2 separate regions of the Mus musculus genome follow, and region 2 is linked to region 1. The links are chromatin loops, found by intact Hi-C in ENCODE. Cell type or tissue: left cerebral cortex. All regions are shown on one strand. Links, peaks and the distances in the headings refer to the core of each region. The heading gives the core; the rest is flanking DNA.

Region 1 (10,869 bases), core at 1,951-9,950:
CAGTCCTAGGGGATCTGAGATCTTTCTTCAGACCTCCACAGGCATCACATGGTGCGCATCCATGCAGGCAAAACTCGTAAGTGTAAGTATACACTCACACGCTTACAATGAAATGCATACATCTTTTTACATGCCCTACCTTCTAAGGCCACCCCCCAAGAAAATATATATTTAAAAAACCCCTTAAATATTGTTCTTTTAAGAAGTCGCAAGGACTTTGAAAAAGAGGGAGAACTGCAGGACAGCAAGGGAGCACAGGCTTTTCCTTCTGTGTCTGTTGTTATCTGCTGGGGCTTCTGCCCAGGAAGCTGCTACTTACTCAATAAGAGAATGGAAAACCCACAGAGGTTTCCCCATGGAATGTCGTCGAAGGAGTTCCAGTACTCCACCCTGGTGAAATAGAGGATGACGGGGATGCAGGTGATGAAGAGGATGTTGAACACACCCAAGATGGACAGGAATAAGGCCGCTTCTCCGAACTTGGCGCTGCCCAGCAGCAGCTTGAACAGAACCTGAGAGAGAGAGAGAGAGAGAGAGAGAGAGAGAGAGAGAGAGAGAGAGAGAAGGCCGTGAGGATAAACCCAGATCCATCTATGTGGAAATCTGGGGGCTGCCAGCACGGTGGGCACCATCGTTCCACCGGGTTTTACCTGCCTCGTCTGTCAGTGAAGCCTGATGAGGCTTGATGGAGTTTCACAGTCCACATGCTATGTAGCAGCAGTTCAGGCTGAACTATGTCTGTCCTCACAAACCTTGTCTTCAGGAGTCATAGACCTGCATACTGCACGCGGCTGTTATATGTTATGCGCACCATGCTTAGAATGCAGAGAACTGTCTGCCAGCCACAATTGCACAGCCTCTCTGGAGCCTCCAAATGGATCCTGACCCAGGACAATACTCTTACACTCTCTCACTCTCTCTCTCTCTCTCTCTCTCTCTCTCTCTCTCTCTCTCTCTGTGTGTGTGTGTGTGTGTGTGTGTGTGTGTGTGTGTGTCCCTGAGGGTCTGAGGCTTAGAGATTGACCTCTGGTGTCTTCCTGGATTAATTTCCTGGATTTATATATTGGGACAGGGTCTCTATTTGAACCCAGAGCTTGTCTATCTGGGTGGTTTAGTTAGACAGCTTCTTTGTAGGGTCTCTCATCGCTGTCTTCCATGTACTGGGATCATAGATGGGTTGCTATGCCCAGTTAGCACTTAAAGAGGACTGGGATTCTGAACTCCGGACCCCATGCTTGCAGGGCAAGCAGTTTTACCTGTGAGCAGCACATCAAACAGCCATCCCCTCCTCCCCCCACCCAAAAAAAAAAAAGAGGCCTTTATCTGCAAAGATGTTTTCTCTGAAACAAAATTGAGGGACTTTGCTAGTCTCTGCTCCATCTTACCTCCCTTTGTAGAAATGGCACAGGCCTTAATGAACTGCACTAGACTCAATCCTCCTGCAGTAGTCTTGTTTGCACATCATTTTTGATATTCAAAGGGCTGGAGACAGAGGACAGATGTGACTGTGTGGCCAGAAGCTGGACTCAGGCATCACAGTGGGCCCTATCCAACTTGTTTTGTGAATAAGGAGCCCAGTCAAGTGGCTGTCCGTCTAGTCTTCCTGGTTCCTTTGCCTGGTATGCTCCCCACATATATGCAGGCAATCGGGAAAATGACTGTCTAGGTAGTCCCTCTAGACAGGTGCTGTGGTTTAAAGGTGACGTGTCCCCCGCAGGCTTGTGTGTTTAAACTTGTGGTCCCCAGCTGGAAGCTTTACGAGGAGGAGCCTAGTTAGAGGCAGAGATCCCTGGGAATGGGTGGGGCCTAGCTGGAGGAAGTGCTACCCAGGGGTGGAGCCTAGTTAGAGGAAGTGATCCCTGGGGGTGGGTGGAGCCTAGCTAGAGGAAGTGATCATTGGCTGTGTGTGTGTGTGTGTGTGTGTGTGTGTGTGTGTGTGTGTGTGTGTGGACATTTTGTAGCCCTGGAAATGTCTCCATCTTCTATTCTCTATCTAAGGAGGAGAGAGAGGACCTAGAGAAGAGGAAAAGAGAGGAGAGGGAGAGACAGTAGCTAGGAAATGATGGCATGGAGCCTGACAGAATTGGTGTAAGGGCAGGGCACCCTGCTATGCAACAGTCATTTGTTGTCTTTAGACTGGCACTTAGGGAGTACTTTCCAACGACGTCTAATATTTGTCAAAACTTTGTTTTTTCTTTTCTGAGGCAAAGGCTCAAGACAAGCTTGTGGCAATGCTCCTGCCTCCGTGAGTGATGGCATGGAAGACATAAGCCACTCTGCCGAGCGCTTGCCAAAGATACTTTTGCGTGTTTATTTCACAAGTAGTGTTTGAACCGTCATGGACTCATAGTGCTTGGTGCTCCCCAAATCACACAGCCACGGAGTTATATGACAAAGACATACACATAATCCAGTCTCCATGTCCCATCAGGCACAAGCATGGATGGGTCCAGGGGTCCCGTCTTTCTCAGCTGCCTGCTTGGACCCTGCTCTGGTGCTGTCTGTCTCTTCATGCATACTGGAAATATATACTCTTTTTAGAAGCTCACACACCATCCTGAATGTCTGAAGTGACAGGCTGTGAGTCCCAGAGCTCTGCTATGCCCAAACCTGCGGGGAAGGTGCATTCATTGTGCCTACCTTGTAAAGGGCTGACATGGAAGCAGAGCCCACCACCAGGGCTATGCCAATGACTGAGTGACTGTGGAAGCCATCGGCATAGGTCATCATGACAATGCCAGCGATGGCAAGGATGGCGGCCACGATCTATGAGAGGGAGAAAAACATTGTCAGGTCATGGAGGGAGGAGACATTATAAGGACTTGGAAGGAGGTGTAAGTGCTTTAAGAGGTAGAATGTTCCATTCATGGGTTCTTCCAGATAGACTCATGGAGCGAGAAGGGCTGGAGCTTACAGGACACCTATCCGAGCAGAACCAAACTGCTGAGGCACGGGTAGCCAGGGTGGTGGTTTGGCTTTGTCTCAGGCTGCATCCAGGGCTGGCCACTGAGCCTTGACAGGTTGGTGATTATATTCTGAGGACAGGTTCTTCAGTCATGACAAGGCCTGAGGTTAAGTACCTAGTCAGCACCTGGGAACTACTGAGTTCTCTTCCCATCTTCCACAGGTACCTTACAGGGCCCAGACTTGGTGTTTTTAATTCACAACAGGGATCACACGGTGGTGGGAGCAGAAGTTGTCCTCACTTTGACACACTAGCCCTAGGGGCTGGCAACACCACTGTCCTTTGAGGACTGTAGATCACACCTTGACCCAGAAGTGTGGTCCCTCTCCCTTCTCCTTAGCCATTTCTTCCCTGGGTCTCTCCTCTATGCTGTTCTTAGCACTTGCAGGTTGTGGGGTGCAATCTCTAAGGGAAAGAGTTCTGGCATCCAGAACACATGCAGAGTCCAAGCAGAGGCAGCTGCAGTGCTCACAGAGCCCCCAGGGAGCTAGGAGAGGGGGAGACCCTTCAATATTGACCTTAGTGGCAGCATCTGACGACTAAGCTTCAGGAGCCAACATTGAGCATGTCCTATGCTTAAGCTCAAACCAGGGGGTTAGTGACACTCACCCTCTTTTATAGAAGCAAGACCCAGAGAGGTTAAGGAATCTGCCCCAGGGCCCACAGCTGGAGGCGGAAGAGTCTAAACAGAGGCTATTGGATAGCAAATCTGGTTTAACATTTAGATGGGTAACATCACCAGGGTGTGTGGCTAATCATCATTGCCAGCTTGAGGGGATTTAGACTCTCACCCTGGGAACACTAGACCTGTCTGTGAGGGACTTTGTACAGGGTTAGTGAAGGTAAGGTGAGTGGGTGGCACCACCCCATGGAGTGAGGAGAAGGTGAGCTGAGCACCAGCTTCCTGACTACAGGTGTAGTGTGGACAGCTGCCTTGTCATTCTGTCTTCCACTACCATGATGTACTGTGTCCCTCCAACCCTCTGAGAACCACAGCCAACTCTCCCTTCCTTAAACTGCCTTTGTCAGCAACAAGAGAAGCAACTAAAACACAGAGTGATCTAGGGCCTGCCGTGCTCTTAGGTGTGGATAGAGGTATGTCTGGGTCATCCTGGGTTACCCTGTGAATTTGATGGCATCCTGGTATGAAGGAAACCCAGAGGAAGGGAGAGAAGGAAGGTGGGGGGGGAGAGGGAGAGAGAGGGAGAAAGAGAGGGAGGGAGAGGGATGGAGAGGGAGAAATGGAGAGGGAGGGAGGGAGAAAGGGAGAGGGAGAGAAGAGAGAGAGAGAGAGAGAGAGGAGAGGAGAGGAGAGGAGAGGAGAGGAGAGGAGAGGAGAGGAGAGGAGAGGAGAGGAGAGGAGAGGAGAGGAGAGGAGAGGAGAGAAGAGAAGAGAAGAGAAGAGAAGAGAAGAGAAGAGAAGAGAAGAGAAGAGAAGAGAAGAAGAGACAGATTTATGATAATTCTGAAAGTATGTGGACTGACATCTGAAGTAACAAAGGAGACTGGGTTATTTTTTCCTGAAGACTTGCAAGGCAGATTCCAGCCTCTCCCATGTTCTTCATTACCAGTTAACAATCAACAGTTAAGAGCTTCCATCTCAACTGGGCTGTGCAGAGATTCAGGGATAGACTAGAGGAGCCAGACAAGAGCAGGCGAGGCTGCCCTCAGCTGTGGAGACAGACAGCTCAGCCCTGTGTGTTCACTCAGGCAGGAAGTACCAGAGACAGTGACTTCCTGGGGTCCTAGCACTGGTCTTGAGGTCTGTGGATCTGTGTGATCCCTGCTCTCTGAGGCTTTAGTAGGAGGCCCTTTGGAAGGTGAGGTTGCCTTCCAAAGTGTGTGGATGCTTTCCCATCTTGCTTTCAAGATCCTTCAGTCAGAAGATCAGAGCCCGGGTCCTCATCTAGCCTGAGAGTTCAAGGAGGCCAAGTGTGGTATGGAAGATATCCGCTGGCTTTATGTTCCATACACTGAGACACTGGAGGGTTCTGGATTCCGTGTGAAAGCATCCCCTGCCTATTTTCTGTGCGACACTGGATTCTCCTCACATCTGTCAAGTTTGTCCTGTGGATTCACAGGTTCTTGATACAACGTCCCAATCCAGGGCACCAGATGATAGCCTCTCTTCTCTGGCCACTTTAAAGTCTAGGCAAGCTACAGTTCCAACATTGGTTCTGCTCATGGATGCACAGCCTTGTCACTGGCTCCCAGTCTGAGCATTTGGCTACCATGTGAGAACCTTTGTCCCAGGACTCACAGAATTAATTGTAAGCAGAGTTGGGGACCGGCAGAGCTATGTTTAAACAGACACCTCAGCAGCAACCACCTGGTGACACCAGAAGTGACCAGGGTCTCCAGAGTATTAGAAGATATGTTTCCTTACATTTTGGACCTGTCCACCACCTAGGTCACTAGAACTGCGGATGCCCCTTCCCATCTTCAATAAGCTGTAACTGGGTGACTGAAGCAATTATTTTAACCACACAAGTCTTATTTGCTGCCCCTGCTGCCCCATAACCCCGCTTCTTGCAAGTCTTCTCCTCCACAAGGAGGAGCCTTGGTCCTATCCTTCACGTCTATGAAGCTGGCATTGATCACCCAACCCCCAGGCTGGAAGCTACAGTAACTAGTAAGACTTTGATAATTCCCTAGAAGCAGGAACTGCCCATCCCTGACAAGGACTTGAGTGGCCGCCAGCTGTCTCTCATTTTGCCTCATGGATTCCATGAGCTTTCTGAGCTTTGTATTGATCCTGTAGCCTACAGTGGGAAGTTCTTCAGTGACCGGCCATGCACTTCTAAAAGGAGAGCATGCCTGCCTGCACAGTGTATGCATATTACAACATCCTGTCATCCATGCGGCCCTGTAGCTTCTCCCTACAGCACCCACTGAGTACCGAAAGCCTAACACAAACCTGTAGTGTGCAGGGGTCAGTAGAGAGCACGTTAAACAGAGGCTAGCATTGCCAGGCTATATCCCAGTAGAAGGGTATAGGAAAGTCTCCTACCCACAAACAACAAACGAGCACAGATCTCAACCACACTGTGTTCTGCAAGTCGGCTGAATAGCTCAAGTTTACTCTCACCCACATCTCTTTCTGTTTCTGTGCCATTGACCTTGAAGCATCTCTTTCCCATAACAAAAAAAATTGCTCGGGACATCTGCATCATGCCCCAAAGCTCTATGGAGTCTCTTGATTCTTTGACCCCTAAGTAAAGCCTGCAAAGGCATAACCATGGATTAGTGACCCCGGCACACCCAAGTCTTTAGCTCTGAGTCTGTGTGAAGCACCTGCAGCCCCTCCAGACACATATTAGATCATTGATTTACTGAAGGCTTTTCTGGGTGGCAGCCTGGGGCGTGAGTTTTTATTCCAAAATTAACACTGAGCCTCAAAACAAACTCTCCCCCTGCTGTAAGCTAAAAATATGAACCAGCAGTTGACTCACGTCCCCACTGCTGTTTGTATAACTCAGGTGGGCGTAAGCCCACCCTAAAGGTGATGTCATTCGTCTCAGGACAGTGAAGCAAGGACAGAAGCAGAGGACCCGGAGTCTGCCTCTTGATGGTTGCCAGCAAGGTTAGCTCGAGTGAGGCTACCCAGCACCGGGCCCTGAGCTTCAGGAAGGAAGGAGGAGATGATCAGCTGTGCTCTAAGTGACCAGTGTTCTGGCCTACTCTGTGGCAAGGAGAAGAACAGCAGAGGCAGCCCCTCACCACCAGAGGGAGCAGGTAGAGAGCCACCAAGATTCTGTCCTTGACCAATGGCACCCATTTCCTCTCCTTGGGTTAGGCATTTCCATGTTCCTGCTGGGACTTTGCATTGCACTTACCATGCTGCACACAGCTGTCATGAAATCTGGCTAGCTCTCAATCAACTATGCAATTTTCTCTGGCAAAATTCTGGCCATTCATGGAATGCCATCGCATTTGCCCTTGATCAACAGTTTGAAGTGAAATCCCCACCCCACTGCCCTGCCCCAGCTCTCAGCTCTAATTTAGCACTGGCATTTCTGGCTACATGGTTCAGGCAAGGCCCCGAGCCTCTCCCAGACACATAAACCAGGTTGATTCCCTGCTTGGTACGAGCTTTAGGGGATGCTCGTGGAAATGTCGGGGATGAAAGTTGCTCTCACAAATGCTTCTCTAGCGTGGGTAGCAAGCAAGGAGGCCTGAAAGCCATAGCAAGAACCGCACCCTTCTGAGGATCAGGACCTCGGTCAGCAGCTGCTGCTTGCAGGGCGGGGTTTGGGCACGACAGAGAGGGGCAAGACAGTTAATGGAGAACTTACCCTCACTCCCATGAATCTGTCCCTGAGAACAATCCACGACAGCAAGAAAACAAATGATTTGTTGCAGCAGAACAGGACGGAGACGTCTGTGGCGTTTATCTTCTTTATTGCGTGTAAGTACAGGTAGTTTGTGAGAGTCCAAAGAACACCAAAAGGTGCTGCCTTGGTAAAGAACACTTTCAGAGTCAAGCCATTGTCTCCAAAGAACCGACAGCATTCCCTAAAATGAGGGGAGGGGAGGGGGAGGGGGAGGGGAGCAGAGGGGAGGGGAGAGAGAGAGAGAGAGAGAGAGTTAGTTAGTTATCATCTTGGGTTCATACAAACCATGACTTACCTTCTACTCAGCTAATAAGCAAAAGAAAAATTAACAGGGAGGGGAATGTGGTTCATTTGGTGGAACGTTTTTGCCTAGCATGCAAGAAGTCCTCGTTTCCATCCCCAGCCCTGCAGGCACAACCCTGTAATTCCAGCATTTGGGAGGTGGAGGGAGGGATTGGAGATTCAAAATCATCCTTAACATACAGCAAGTTTGAAGCCAACTTGGTATACGTGAGCTCCTGCCTCAAAGTGGGGGAAACAAAACAAAAAAGGACTAGGTCTCTTAGTTGCTATTATTTTTATTATCTATCGATGCATATTTGTGTTATTGGGCCCGCAGAGGCCAGAGGGGATGGTTGGTCCCCAGGAGCTGCAGTGAGAGGTGACGGTGAGCAGCCCCACACTGTGGCATGATGTCACCGGCTGTTGTTCCTTCTGCTTACTCCATGGAGTGGCAGCTTTCATGGCAGGTGTGCCAGGATTATCTGACCGGAAGACTCAAGTCCATAGGAGCTGACTGTGGGGTTCAGTAACTTTCAAGTGGAAGATGAAAGTCACTGGCTGGAGCATCTGACCCATGACTCATGGGTCGAAGGCTCAACAAGAGGGTTGTAAACTTACTTTGACACTGAGATCCATCCTGCAGCTTGACGGTGTGGTTTTCAAAGGCGAGCATTGTGGGTGAGGATATCAAGTCACAATGTGTAGAGGCTGGAGCACCCCTGTGTGGGCTAGAGCATTTTTTATTTGTCTTTTCTGATGGGGAAGGTGGTGAATAAGAATGGGTAGTTTTCCTTCGTGGTTAGGCAGAGATAAGCACTGTAGAAAGACTTATTTGACTCTGTGTGTGCATGTGCGCGTGCTTATGCATGCCTGTGTGGATTTTGTGCAAGTGCCCATGGAGGCCAGAAAAGGGTGTCAGATTCCCCAGAAGCTAGAATTATAGGCAGTTGCAAGCTGCTTTATATGGATGCTGGGAACTGAGCATGGGTCTTTTGCAAATGCAGCAAATGTTTATGACTACAGAGCCATCTTTCCAGCCATTGGATGAGCAGTTTTTGAGCACACGAATACATTCTGGCTATAATACAAATAGTTTGAACTACCTGCAAATCTTCTCCCTTCATTTGTTTGTTTTTTTTCAAGACAGGGTTTCTCTGTGTAGCCCTGGCTCTCCTGGAACTCACTTTGTAGACCAGGTTGGCCTTGAACTCAGCAATCTGCCTGCCTCTGCCTCCCAAGTGCTGGGATTAAAGGTGTGCGCCATCACCGCCTCACTCTCCCTTCTTTACACTATCATGTGAACATTCATGTCTCCCCTTCCCTAAGCCTGCCCAGAAGAGAAGCAGCTAGTGCATCCAGGAGATCAGGTTCTTACAAGATGGCACCAGGCAGAACACACTTCAGAAGAAACCTTTCAGACAATTCCAGATTTTCCAAGGAGAGTTCACTGGTATTTTAAAAATGTTTAAGCAAAGCAAAGCCTGCCTTTCTTTCACAGTCAGTGAAAGAGGCAGAGCAGGGGAGGCCTAAGGGATGATAAACATGGAGAGCCCGTGGAGAGAGGTGCTGAGCCATGGCTTTCTGGGAATGAAGACCCTGGTGAGGAGGATCCAGACTCGGCAAGTGCTGTCCCCAGAGGTCCCTGGTCCAGACTCACAGACATGGTGTAGCTCCATGGCAGCTGTCCAGAAAGGAAAGCAGCTGGCCTGTGACTTAGAAGTGGATTCAGGCCTTACTAATCCTTACAGAGTTTAAGAAAAGACATCACTAGCCAAATACCAAGTACACTAGAGTGGGGAGTAGTCTTCTTAGAGTCACATAATATTAAAATCCAGCAATGGAAGAAAATTAAAATCAGGAGCCAAAGGAGATTTGATAGTACTTTGAATTTAATTTAATTTTTCTAATAAGCAATCTAAAATGCAGGTTGTGTTGTTTACTGGTAAACTATGATGTAGGCATGGAAGAAACAGAAAAATTATTTGGGAGGGACCTGAAGTCCTGTGAGGAGGGAACAGGTAGAATTGCATTTCCGGTTCAAAGAACATGACAGCGTTTTGCCACCTATGCTGATCCTAGGAGTCCCGTGTGGCTTCTCAACAAGCCAGTACTGAGTAGAATGTCCCGGTTCCTAAACAGGCTACGAACTGATTGGTGGTGTTGCTGCTATTCTAGTTCCTCCTTCCTCAAAGGCTGGTGTCTGCTGTGAGATGTTATAGTGTTCCCACTTCACGCTCTGTGGTGTTGCTCAAGCCCCTGTGGGTCCCTGCAGGAAGGAGAACAACTTCCTTCATGTCTTGATAGCTGTTACACACTTCCATGACTACACCAGCAGGGTCACAGGTTCTGTCCTGGTGTGAATACAAACTCACTTTCTGTACTTCATAAGGGATCACCATCTGTTATGGCAAATCTCAAAGGTCCCTCGAAGGTCCTCACTCTTCGTTCCTTAGCCAGTGGTACTATTTGGGAGGCTGAGAAACCTTGAGGAGGTAGGACTGGCTGGTGTGAACAGGTCACAAGGGTGGGCCCTGAAAGCCATACCCAGCCCCTAGGTTGTTCCTGCCACACATTCTCTGCTTCCTGATCCATCAAGACATGAATCACCTTAAGCTCAGGTTCTGCCATGCCTGCTCCACCATGATGTATTGAAGCCTTCTGCAACAGTGAACTGAGCTGTGCCTATCAGAGACTGTGCTAAACACAACATGTGAAAGTAACTAGGACAGAGTGCTAGAAGTCCACAACCCACTGGTCAAGATCGGTGTGTGTGTGTGTGTGTGTGTGTGTGTGTGTTTGTGTTTGTGTTATAAAGCACGATTTGTGCTGTGTCATGGCCATCCAAAGGCAGCTAGACAGCTTACATCCTCTCTGCAAATCTATTTGACTTCTCCAAATCCTGACAGTGGTGGAAAAGTGGAGGAAGGGGAGACATAGACTGACTTCCCAAGCTGCTAAAAAGGTGGAGCTGAGTGGGCCCCTGACAGGAAGTAGAAATACAAGGGTTATGGATCCGTGGTCCTGGCAGAGTCATCATGGACTCAGGATTCATGTCCAGAAAGGGACAGTTCAGCTTGGCTGACCTTGGTTCTAATGAGACCGAGATGGCTAGCGAGCCTTGTGCTGGTTTAAGAGCAAGAACTGAGCACTAATCCATGCCCGCTGGCATGCTCACCTGTGTATGCCTCTGACTGCAGGGGGACCCAGATGAGCTGGGGGAGGGGGCAGAGATCCACTTCAGTCACAGACTCCTCTTGGTTCATACTGAGTGCTCTCCTGATGGCCATC
Region 2 (10,869 bases), core at 1,348-9,347, 86 kb after region 1:
GGGAAACATATCACCCCAATTTACACAAGAGAAATTATTCCCAAGAGCTTGACTCATTCAGCTGAGACTGTTGGGCCTCAAACTCCATCCATCCTACATCAAAGCCTTTCCTGTGTCTGCAGTGCTGACAGTTGGTCCTCCTAGGGGACTTCACTGTATTGTTCTCAACTATTAATTCCCATTAAATGTAATTCTATTGACCATGAATTAGCTGATTGTGTATATAGATGATTGAAGTAATTGCTGCTCTACTAGAAACATGCTGTTCATCAATACTCAGCATCTTCTCCTGTCAGGAAAGTCAGGAAACGGAGTATGAACACCAGGTACCCTGAGAGACCTGAAGAGAGCCTTCACCTGGACAGAAAACATTTTTAAACCTCCACCCCACTCTCAACCAGAGAGCTAGCCCCACCTCTCTTCATTCTTCCCAGCCAGGCCAAGTCTACACACTGTTTCCTCTGCCTGAAGTAGCTTCTCATTCCCTCTGTGCCTAACAGAGTTTCTCATACCCCCCACCCCCGTCTCCGTGATAATACTTCTACCTTACAGGACTTCCTCTTCAGGAAGGCTACATCTTCAGAAAGGCCTCCACTAGGAAGGTTGTTTGTCAGAAAGCCTCCCTTCAGAAGGCTGTTCTCCTCAGGAAACCTTCCTCCTTGGAAAAGCCTCTAAAGAAAGAAGTTTCTTCAAGAAGGCCTCCTCTTACAGAAGCATCTCACACGAAAGGCCTCCTTAGAGGGTCTTTTTTTAAAAAAAGCCTGCCTCCCCCTGCCTTCCCCTCAGAGAAGCCACCTCCTTAGGACTTCTCCTCGAGAAGGTCACCCCCTCCTTAGAAAGGCCACCTCCTCCTCAGAAGACCTCGTCAGAAAGGCCTCTTCTCTATGCCCTCTCCTCAGAGAAAGCTACCTCCTCCTCAGCCTCCTCCTCAGAAGAACATCTCATCAGGAAGGCTTCCTCTCAGCCAGGCCTTCTCATCAGGACTTCTCAGACAAGCCTGATCTCAGAAGTCTGCCCCATAGAAGCTCTTCCTTCCAGAAAGATCTCCTCCTCAGAAGGCTTCCTCCCCAGGGACACCTCTTCAATTTCCAGCTTTTCTGTTTTTGTTTTGACTTCTGTGCTAGATTTTTTTTTACCTTGTTTCTGATATTTTATCTACTCCTCTACCTCCTTCAAGCTAATGAAGCTGACATTGTTCAGTTTTTTCATTTTCAGGGTCCTGCTCAGCAGCTACAGGGCGCAAAGTACAGAGAGCTGAAGTAAAGGTTGAAGTCACTCTGTCCGTCTTCCTGCCTCTGAGCTCAACCAAGCATTGCATTTTCTATTTTGGTTTTATGTGTACCACATGCTGGTGCCTTCTTGCCTTCCCTCAGATGACACACTGCACAAGCTAATAAATATCCCTCGCTCGCTCGCTCGCTGCATTCCACCCCTGTAGCCTAATCAACCACTCACACACAAACAGCTCCAGAATGGAGACCACCCTGTCCTGTGCATTCAAGGCAAAACAAAATAGTTCAACAACTCCAAAGAGACACACGATATGTAAATCGTTTAGAAAATATGCCCCCAAGTCAGACTGAGCAAAAGTGTTAAGGGAAAACAGTCAGGTAGAGGGAAAGTATTGTGTGTGAACCTACAAACAAGGAGTAGGCCTGTCAGCTGGCCTGCTGGCTTGTTGACTTGTCTTGTACATGCAGAGAGGTAAGATGTTTGTGGAACGAGAGGACCTGCGACTGGAGAACTAACCATACACATGCGTGCTCACATGCGCGCGCGCGCGCACACACACACACAGATACAGACACACACAAAGCACCTACTGTGTGTGATGGGCACATGTTAGGTATTGCCTTTATTGTAATTCCTGGCTTCGAGATCTGTTGAGGCAGGCTGTACCTCACCTCCTTTACAGTTGAGAAAGCTGAGGCTCAGGGTTTGTGATACACTGAAGCCATACTCTACAAGGGGCAGACTCAGTCCTCCATCCATCCAGATCTTAATTCTCCACCTTTGCCATGAGCCACAGACATGCATATGGAAATGACCATGATAAAGTAGATGCCATGGGAGTGTGAAAGGAAGACTTGTGTTCACTAAGGTAATGGGGGAGGGCTGTCAGTTTCCTCCTCTCCCACCAGGCGACCTCCAGGACCCTCCCCCATGTCTGCTGTGTTTTTTGAATGCATTTCTGAGTCTCTCTCTCTCTCTCTCTCTCTCACACACACACACACACACACACACACACACACACACACACACATCCCTACCAACCTTTGTCTAGGGCAGTGGTTCTCAACCTTCCTAATGCTGTGTCCCTTTAATACAGCTCCTCATGTTGTACCCACCCGCAGCCATAAAATTATTTCATTGCTACTTCATAACTGTAATTCTGCTACTGTTATAAATCATAACAGAAAGGCCTCACCACTGAGGGTCAGCTCAGGCATGCCTCCCTGAAGCTGGCTAGGGGGAGCCTATTCTCTGTTGCTGCCTCAGAGAACCAACCTCAACCTGCCTATCTAGCAGATGGAAGTGCTTAGCTTCCGTGGAGATGCTTCCGAGTGGATACTCCAGCTCCGGGTCCCCTCTTCACTCACATGTGTACAGAAGGAGGCTCATAGCACTACCGTCCCTAGGAGAGCAAGTTCTTTTGCTAATTTCTGATGCTGCTAATCAGCCCCAAGCCTTTCTTGAGAATAGGATGCTGAGGGTGGAGACAATCACAGAGGGAAAAAAAAAAGTAAAGAGAAATGGGTATCTGCATGCTACTGCAAGATGCCATTCTGATAAAAAGGTATGACTTTGAGGTCCCACAGCTTATGACTTCTTGTGTCACCACACAGCAGCTGTAGGCTTTGCACCAGTCTACCACCCTTCTGGGCTCCTGGTCCTCATCTGCAGGTAGCAGGATGGATCCAGCGTGGAGCTGGGGACACACACCTACCAACCTCTTGTCTAGTGTAGTAGTTCTCAGCCTTCCTAATGCTGTGACCCTTTAATACAGTTCTTCGTGTTGTGCCCCCAACCATGAGATTATGTCATTGCTACTTCATAACTCTAATTTCCCTATTGTTGTGAATCATAATGTAAGTATCTGATATGAGGACATCTTATATGTGACCCCCCAAAAGGTTCACAACCCACAAGCTGAGAACCACTGGTCTAATAGCAATTGGTCCTCGGGCTTATTCCAACATGGAACACACACAAGTGGGTACAGGGACCTCACAGACCCATAGAGGGCCCGACTCAGGTCGTGGGCATAAACCAGAGTCTTTGGAGTCATGCCTCCTCCAGTCAGCAAAGACTTGGATGGAGGCTCTTGGACCCCCTAGACAGGTACTCCTTTCTACCCCTGGCCAGCTCGGTTAGCTACAGAGAGGAGAGTTCCTCCTTCTGCAGCTGCCTCCTGCAGGAGGAGCTGAGAGCTAAGAGGACCCTTTCCCTTGGAAAGCAAGGTCCTCTTTCAGGCCAGCAGAATGACAGCTGTGTCTGAGTAACTCACAACCCTCCTCCGTGGCCCCTTCTCTCTCACATCCCCCGACTGGGGGCGGTTCTGTGCTGAAGAAAGGACTGGCAGTGCAGGAACACTTTCTGGTGGGCCTCTCGGAGCCCCTCTCTTGCCTATCAGGCCTGAGTAAGACCGTGTTTACAGACTGGTGCCGGGATTCCCCTCACCTGCCAATCTTTCTCCACCTGCAATCAGCCAGACTGGTCTCCTCTACCTTCCAGTAGAGATGGGCCTCACCTCTGGGCTCCTGGGGTGGGGTGCCAGAGATATTCTCCTAACCCAGGCCACCCACTCCTCTGTGTGTGCATGCGTGTGTGTGTGTGTGTGTGTGTGTGTGTGAGAGAGAGAGAGAGAGAGAGAGAGAGAGAGAGAGAGAGAGAGAGAGGCTCAATGGTTAGCACTTGGCTTTCTTCTGCCCTGCGGGCACAAGCCTGAGGACAGTGAGAAAAGGCACCCAGGGGTGCAGAACTACCAGGTGCATCACACTGTATGTGCCCTGGGTGCAGATGGCGCGTCACCCCACCCCGGCAGGAGCTCCAAGCGGCTGGAGCCTCCAGGTCCCCACCAGCAGCGAGGCTGCACTGCGGACAGCGTCCCGAAGCTGCCGCCCCCGCCCCGCTAGCAGCCAGGTGTCCCTCTGGGTCAGGGACAGACGCCTCAGGCCCGGGCACCCCAACACCATGCGGCCGCCCGTTTACCTTCCACTTTGGTGAGGGTCAGGACCGGACTGTTGCAGGCGCTGAGCGGGGCCACCCTGGCCGAGTGCTTCTTCATGGTGAGCCGGCCGCCAGCAGGAGCGCCGCCGCCGATCGCCTACATCCTGGGGCCGGGCAGCGCGCCTCTCCGGGCCCGCGGCCTCCTGCTGGCCCTCGCCTCAGGCTCCCCCCCGGGCTGCAGCCCGCTCCTGTCGCCGCGACTCACTGCGGTGGCCGCCCCGCCGCGCACATCCTCCTGGCCGCGCAGCGCTCCACACACGCGCGCACAGCCTCCTACTCCCGGCTCGCTGCAAACTCCAACGTCACGTACAAGTGCACTCCCCACGCCCACCCGGCCGGCTCACCTGCTCCGCCCCCGCCCGGGACGCCCGCCCTGCAGCCCACGGTCGCGCCCTAGCTCCCAGGCGCGTCCTGACTGCGGCCCCAGGCCCCCTCCTTCTCCATGAGCCCTTCCATGAGGCCAGCGAATCTTAGCGAGACCCTTGGCAGTAAAGACAGTGTTGCACCAGTTTATCTACGCAGGTGGTTGGCTCTGCCGGGGCCCTGAATTGTTTTACAGAGAGTGAAGGTGGAGGTGGGATGGAGACCCCCACAACTTGCATTCCCTTCTGGAGGGCTAGAAGATTATTTTCTTTGCCCACCCCCCCCACCCCCCCACCCCCGCTACCCCACCCTATCCCCCAGGACAGCCCCATTCGGGGAAGAAAATACAAAGTCCTTAGAAGAAAACAAAGGCTTAAGAGCTAGAGTGACCAGCTAGCTGAGAGGAACACTTGCTGCTGGTACAGAAGATTTGGGTTCGGTTCCCACCCCTCACCTTCATAGAGGATGGCTCACAACCCCCTGTAACTCCAGTTTCAGGGGACCTGACGCCCTCCTCTGGCCTCAGCCGGCACCTGCACACACACACTGTGCACGTACAGCCAGGCAATACATATATACATAAATTAAAAAAAGACTTGAGAGGCCAAACTCCTGGGGGGACAAAAAGAAAGTTCTAGAAACTACTACACTGGTATCACTGTGCCCACCCCTAAAGACTACAGGGAGTTTCAGAGTCTGTCTCAGAATCGCTATTGCACTGTATGACATCATTATAATCTCCATAAGGGCAGCAGGTGCTCAGACACAGGTGGAGAAAGGTACCACCATGACAAAATTCCCTGAGTGCAGTTCCAACCAGCTGTTTCTGGTGCTGTCCACTTGCATATGCCCAGGTCTCCAGAGGAAGCTCCTAGAAGTAGCTACTCTTGATTCATCTTCCTGAATGGCAAAGATAAACACAGGGATACAATCTACACAGGGCCAGGGCTCCTCAAGGTTGCTCTCCCATCTCTGCAGGGAAGAGGTTCCCAGGTCACTGCAGAGCCCTCTAGTGGCAGTCTCTGAATTACTCTTCCTGGGAACTTGTCTCACCCAAGACCACTCACTACTGATGATGGTATAAAGCCATTCCCTTCTTTAGATACAAGCTTAGAGGTTAAATTAAATGTGCTAGTGTCTTAGGGTTTGTATTTTTGGACAAACATCATGACCAAGAAGCAAGTTGGGAAGGAAAGGACTTATTCAGCTTACACTTCCACATTGCTGTTCATAATCAAAGGAAGTCAGGATTGGAACTCAAGCAGGTCAGGAAGCAGGAGCTGATGTAGAGACCATGGAGGGATGTTACTTACTGGCTTGCTTCCCCTGGCTTGCTCAGCCTGCTTTCTTATAGAACCCAGGACTACCAGCCCCGGAATGGCACCACCCACAATGGGCTCTCCCACCTTTGATCACTAATTGAGAAAATGTCTTACAGATGGATCTCATGGAGGCATTTCCTCAAGGGAGGCTCCTTTCTGTGTGATAACTCCAGCTTGTGTCAAGTTGATACACAAAAGCAGCCAGTATGGCTAGGTTATACAGTCATGATATCCATCAAGATGCACCGTATGAGGTGAAGGCCAAACATGTCCTTAACCTAGGCTCTGCTCAGTGATCCTCAGGCCCATGTTGTCTGAAGGATCTTTGTGGGGGGAATCTTCAGCACAAAGTTACAGTTCTGAGAGCCTCAGAACTGAGGTCTAATCTTGATTAAATGCAGTTACAGGCATGTGTTTTAAGTCCCCCCTGTCATAGTCCATCCATAGGGCTGAAGTGAGGCTTAGACTTCCTAAAGACTACCAAAGCATGGGGACACGTCTTAAAGAGAGCCAATCTCCTGAGTTGCAGCTTTGCCGATGGAAGTGGTCACCTGGAGCCCCCCAGTCAGTCACCTCAGTGCAGGTTCTACCCGGAGAACAAGCAGCTCAGACTCTATCGCAAGGTTCCACCCCTCCCCCGCTTGTCTGTATGCGCAGGTTTTTTGCATGTGTGTGCACACAATTGAGACTAAGGTTAGAAGACTCACCTGTTGGCCCCCAAAGGCTGCCTATCATGTTTGTTTGAGACAGGTCTCCCACTGGCCTGGAACCGGACTAGTAGGGTAGGCTGGCCCCACACAGGTCAGCACTTCCAACTTCTAAAATGTGGGTTCTAGGGATTAAACTCTGGTCATTGGGCTTGCAAATCGAGTACTTTATAGACTGCGTCATCTCTATAATCTCAACTGTAATGCGTCCTCTCTGAAGATCAACCCAGGTTTCCCGGTTCTGGGTGGGAATAGGGTCGTGTGTGTGCTAAGCAAGCATTCTACTGCTGACCTGTCCTGGCAGCAACTCTGGCTGTTTTGTTTTGTTTTGTTTCGAGACAGGGTTTCTCTGTGTAGCCTTGGCTGTCCTGGAACTCACTTTGTAGACCAGGCTAGCCTCGAACTCAGAAAATCCACCTGCCTCTGCCTCCTGAGTGCTGGGATTAAAGGCATGTGCCACCACTGCCCAGCTAAAACAAACTCTTTTGTTGTTTTTGTTGTTGTTGTTGTTTTGTTTGTTTGTTTGTTTCGAGACAGGGTTTCTCTGTGTAGCCCTGGCTGTCCTGGAACTCACTTTGTAGACCAGGCTGGCCTCAAACTCAGAAATCTGCCTGCCTCTGCCTCCTTATTAAAAGGTAGCAGAGCTGAAAGAAAGTTTCTAAAACTATAAACGTGATAATCTCTGCTAAAATTTGGGTTGTATGGAATCACCTCTCTAGGTAGGAATTGTCACAGCCTCCCCATATCTCAGAATGCTGCTTTTTGCTGTATGTCCAGTGAGAGCAGAATTTCTGTTTTTGTTTTTGTTTTGGGTTTTGTTTGTTTGTTTGTTTGTTTGTTTTGAGACATGGTTTCTCTGTGTAGCCCTGGTTGTCCTGGAACTCACTCTATAGACCAGGCTGGCCTCGAACTCAGAAATTCGCCTGCCTCTTGCCTCCCAAGTGCTGGGATTAAAGGCATGTGCCACCATGCCCGGCTGAGAGCAGACTCTTACTCCTAGGAGCTGTTTCACTGTTTTTGTTTTTTCATAGACAAAACTGAATTTTGCACCTAGCAAAAACCTACACTAGGGGCTGGCGAGACGGCCCAGCGATGAACAGCACCAGCTGCTCTTGCAGAGGACCCAGGTTTTATTCCCAACATCGACATGGTGGCTCACCACCATCTGTAACTCCAGTTCCAGGGAATCAGACTCCCTCTTCTAGCTTTTGAAGGCCCTAGACATACAATTGGGCACAGACATATGTGTGTGCAAAACACCCATACACATAAAGATAAAACCAAATGAAACTATTCTATCCAGGCATGGCGGCAGACAGAAATCAAGGCAGGATAACCACAAGATCAAGTCCTGCCTGAGTGACAGAGGGATGTCAAGGTCAGCTTGGGCAACTTGGTGAGACTCTGTCCCCAAATGAAACTAAAAGGAGAGCAGTGGACAACGCCCAGGGATAGGGTACCTGCCTAGCATGTTTGAGACTCTGGGTTCAACGCCCACACCACAGAAAATAATTATATACTAAAAAGGATGACTTTGGATCTCTGTGAGCCAGACATTATACTGAAAATTGGGGAGATATCTTAGATATCATCACCTGTGTGCATGTAAATGAGGTGCACAGAGATGCACACCTAGGTGTATATACAGTATGTATATGTGTGCATAAATGCTGTATTACTTAAAGTATTATCGTTACAACACGGGAATGTTCTGCCATAGGATGACCACTCTCTTCTCTTCTGTCTGCCCTTTACAAAAATGAATGCTGATTACGAGCAATTATCTTTATTTTGTTTTGTGTGTATATGCAGTGTGTGTGTGTGTGTATGTGTGTGTGTGTGAGTGTGTATGTGTGAACACTGCACACACATGTCATGGTGTTTGTGTGCTGACATTCTAAGGACTGTTTTCAGTACCAACCTTCACATCTCACCTGGCTGGGGCACTGTCTCTCTGTTGTTTTCCGGCTCTGTATATCAGGCTAGCTGGCCAGAGAGCTTCCCAGTGTTCTCCTGACTCTGCCACCCATCTCCCTGTAGTAGGGCCGGGACTTCAGGCATTCAAGCTTTTATGCGACTTCTGGGGGTTTGAACTCAGTTCCTCATCCTTGCACAGCAAATGCTTTACCCATTGAGCCACCCTCCCATTGTGAGTTTGTCTTTCTTGTTGCCTACTTATTGCCCATGGTAGGTGCTGTGAAGCCTTTTACTTAGTGTGCTAGAAATTTAAAAAAAAAAAAATAAATGCAGGAGGGTTTTCAGGAGTGGGAAGGTAGGCAGACTATTTCAATTAATTCACTGTGAAATAGCAACACTGTCCTTCACAGAATTAAATAGTTAAGAATAACAAATTATTTTTGTGGTTACTGGTACTTAAAAAGAATCACTTAAAGAGGCGCCAGGAAGCAGATGAACCGGCGGACAGAGCCCGGGAGGGTTCAGAGTGGAGCCTGTATCATCCCCCAGTAAGAAAGGGGCCCTGAGTCTGGCTGAGAAACTTGGGGCAGTACCAGCAGGCAAGGATGTCCAGGGGTGAGGATGTCCCTTCCAGTCTGGTCAAGGACAAGAAAAAGAGCCAGGTGGGTGCTCAATGACCCTCCCCATTACCCCACATCCTTTCCTCTCTCAGGACCAACAAACTGACTCTCCTCTCTCCAGGCTGAGGGTACGTAGAGCTCGATCACTGGATGTCACAGCCGGACATCCATCTATGTCCCTCTGTCTCCCAAACCACCCACCACCCAACAGTGAAGAGATAACACCTCACCCTAGTGTTGAGCTAAAGCCTTGAGCTGGGGCCACACTGAACATAAGCAGAGAAAGGTTGGAGCAAGGGTGTCTGCTTGCTTGTCAGGACCCAGTTTCACATGCGCAGGGGTGACTCCAGGTGGTGCCTTCTAGGGGGCAGAGCCAGGTGAGCAGAGGGGGCCGCCTGGAAGCCTGGCCTGGGGCACACACAGGTCTGTAACTCTCTGCTCCTCAGGAGGATAGAGTGATGACCAAAGACTCGGGCTCGGCTGAGAGTGATAGTGTCAGAGATGTAAGGCACAGAAGAGTGGGGGAGCACTTGCTTAGCCTGCAGGGACTTCCAGAGTCAGTCCTCAGCGCTGACCAACAATGCTTCTCACAAGGAGATGCTGTTCCCTGGGACAGGACTACCTCCCCCAGAACCGGTGAGAAATCTAGCTGGTGGCCATCATGAGGAGTGGATGTACAGACTGACACATTAGCTTATATACAGCAGGTCCTGGAGATATGAAACACGATGTTCCACAAAGTCCTTCCAGCAGTGGGCTTCAGCTCAGAAAAGAGTACTCTTATCAGGGCTGGAGAGATGGCTCAGTGGGTAAGTGGCTGCTCTTCTGAAGGTCCTGAGTTCAAATCCCAGCAACCACATGGTGGCTCACAACCACCCATAATGATATCTGACGTCCTCTTATGGTGCATCTGAAGACAGCTACAATGTAACAGTGTACTTATTTATAATAATAAATAAATCTTTGGGCCAGAACCAGCAGGGTTGACCGGAGTGAGCAGTGGTCCTAAATTCAATTCCCAACAACCACATGAAGGCTCACAACCATCTGTACAGCTATAGTGTACTCATATACACAAAATAAATAAATAAATCTTTTTAAAAATATATTCTTATCAGAATCTTGGGCCCAAACCCCTGCTCTGTGCTTAACCCTCTCATCTTTAAGAAAACCCTTCCGGTGCAGCTGAGAAATTACAGGGGCTTGGTCATGGATATAGCCCACACACAACAGTCAGACCCAGCACCGGAGGGCATTTGTTTTCATTCTTTCCCTGTTGGGCGCCCCAGGTATGGGGGTGGGGACGGGCATATGTGGTTTCTAGAGCACATATCCTGCAGAAACAGAAAGTTAGGGAGGGAGGGGGAGGGGAGGGGGGAAGAGGAGGAAGACGGAGGGGAAAGAAGGAGAGAAGGCAGACAAAGGGAGAGAAAGAGGGAGGAAGGGAGGGAAGGAGAGAGGAAGAGAGGGAGCAATGGATGGTATCCTTACAACTCTAAATTCCAGAATTTTCTGGAATCATCTGCTCTTCTTTTTGATCGTCTCTTTCCTGCCTCCATGGTGCACGGTAGAGGAAGCTCACAGGAGGACTTTCTTCCACTTTAGTCTTAGCCTCTTTCCTCCTTGATCTTTGGGAAGTGTGTTTGAAGACCAAGGCCCCCTCAAGGTGAGGAGGGAGAGATGAGGCTGTTTAGTTCAGAAATAGCTGAT

What was found. Hi-C counts contacts between places; a loop is a spot of excess contacts. Peaks named below come from ENCODE experiments on the same cell type or tissue, not always from the same donor. Only the 100,000 strongest peaks of a DNase experiment are listed, where the experiment ranks them.
Region 2: a loop joins it to region 1, with 6 times the contacts of the local background. A loop is called at or near these places in 6 of 42 quality-filtered maps.

Annotation. Positions count from the first base shown.
Region 1 is chr8:126,378,726-126,389,594 of GRCm38, reverse strand. It overlaps Slc35f3 (solute carrier family 35, member F3), which reads right to left. Exons shown (of 8, transcript NM_001363500.1): 4 at 7,261-7,480; 5 at 2,641-2,766; 6 at 320-512. Among named protein-coding and RNA genes, the nearest start is that of Gm51604, 38 kb to the left of the region's middle. In left cerebral cortex, for the core only: a CTCF peak has its summit at 6,687 (motif pointing right); a DNase peak (open chromatin) is centred at 6,561.
Region 2 is chr8:126,292,205-126,303,073 of GRCm38, reverse strand. All of the region lies in intron 2 of Slc35f3 (solute carrier family 35, member F3), which reads right to left. Among named protein-coding and RNA genes, the nearest start is that of Gm31165, 6.0 kb to the right of the region's middle. In left cerebral cortex, for the core only: CTCF peaks have their summits at 2,495, 3,364, 4,396 (motif pointing left) and 5,609 (motif pointing left); DNase peaks (open chromatin) are centred at 4,134, 4,533, 5,142, 5,579 and 3 more places; H3K4me3 peaks cover 2,875 bases; H3K27ac peaks cover 2,189 bases.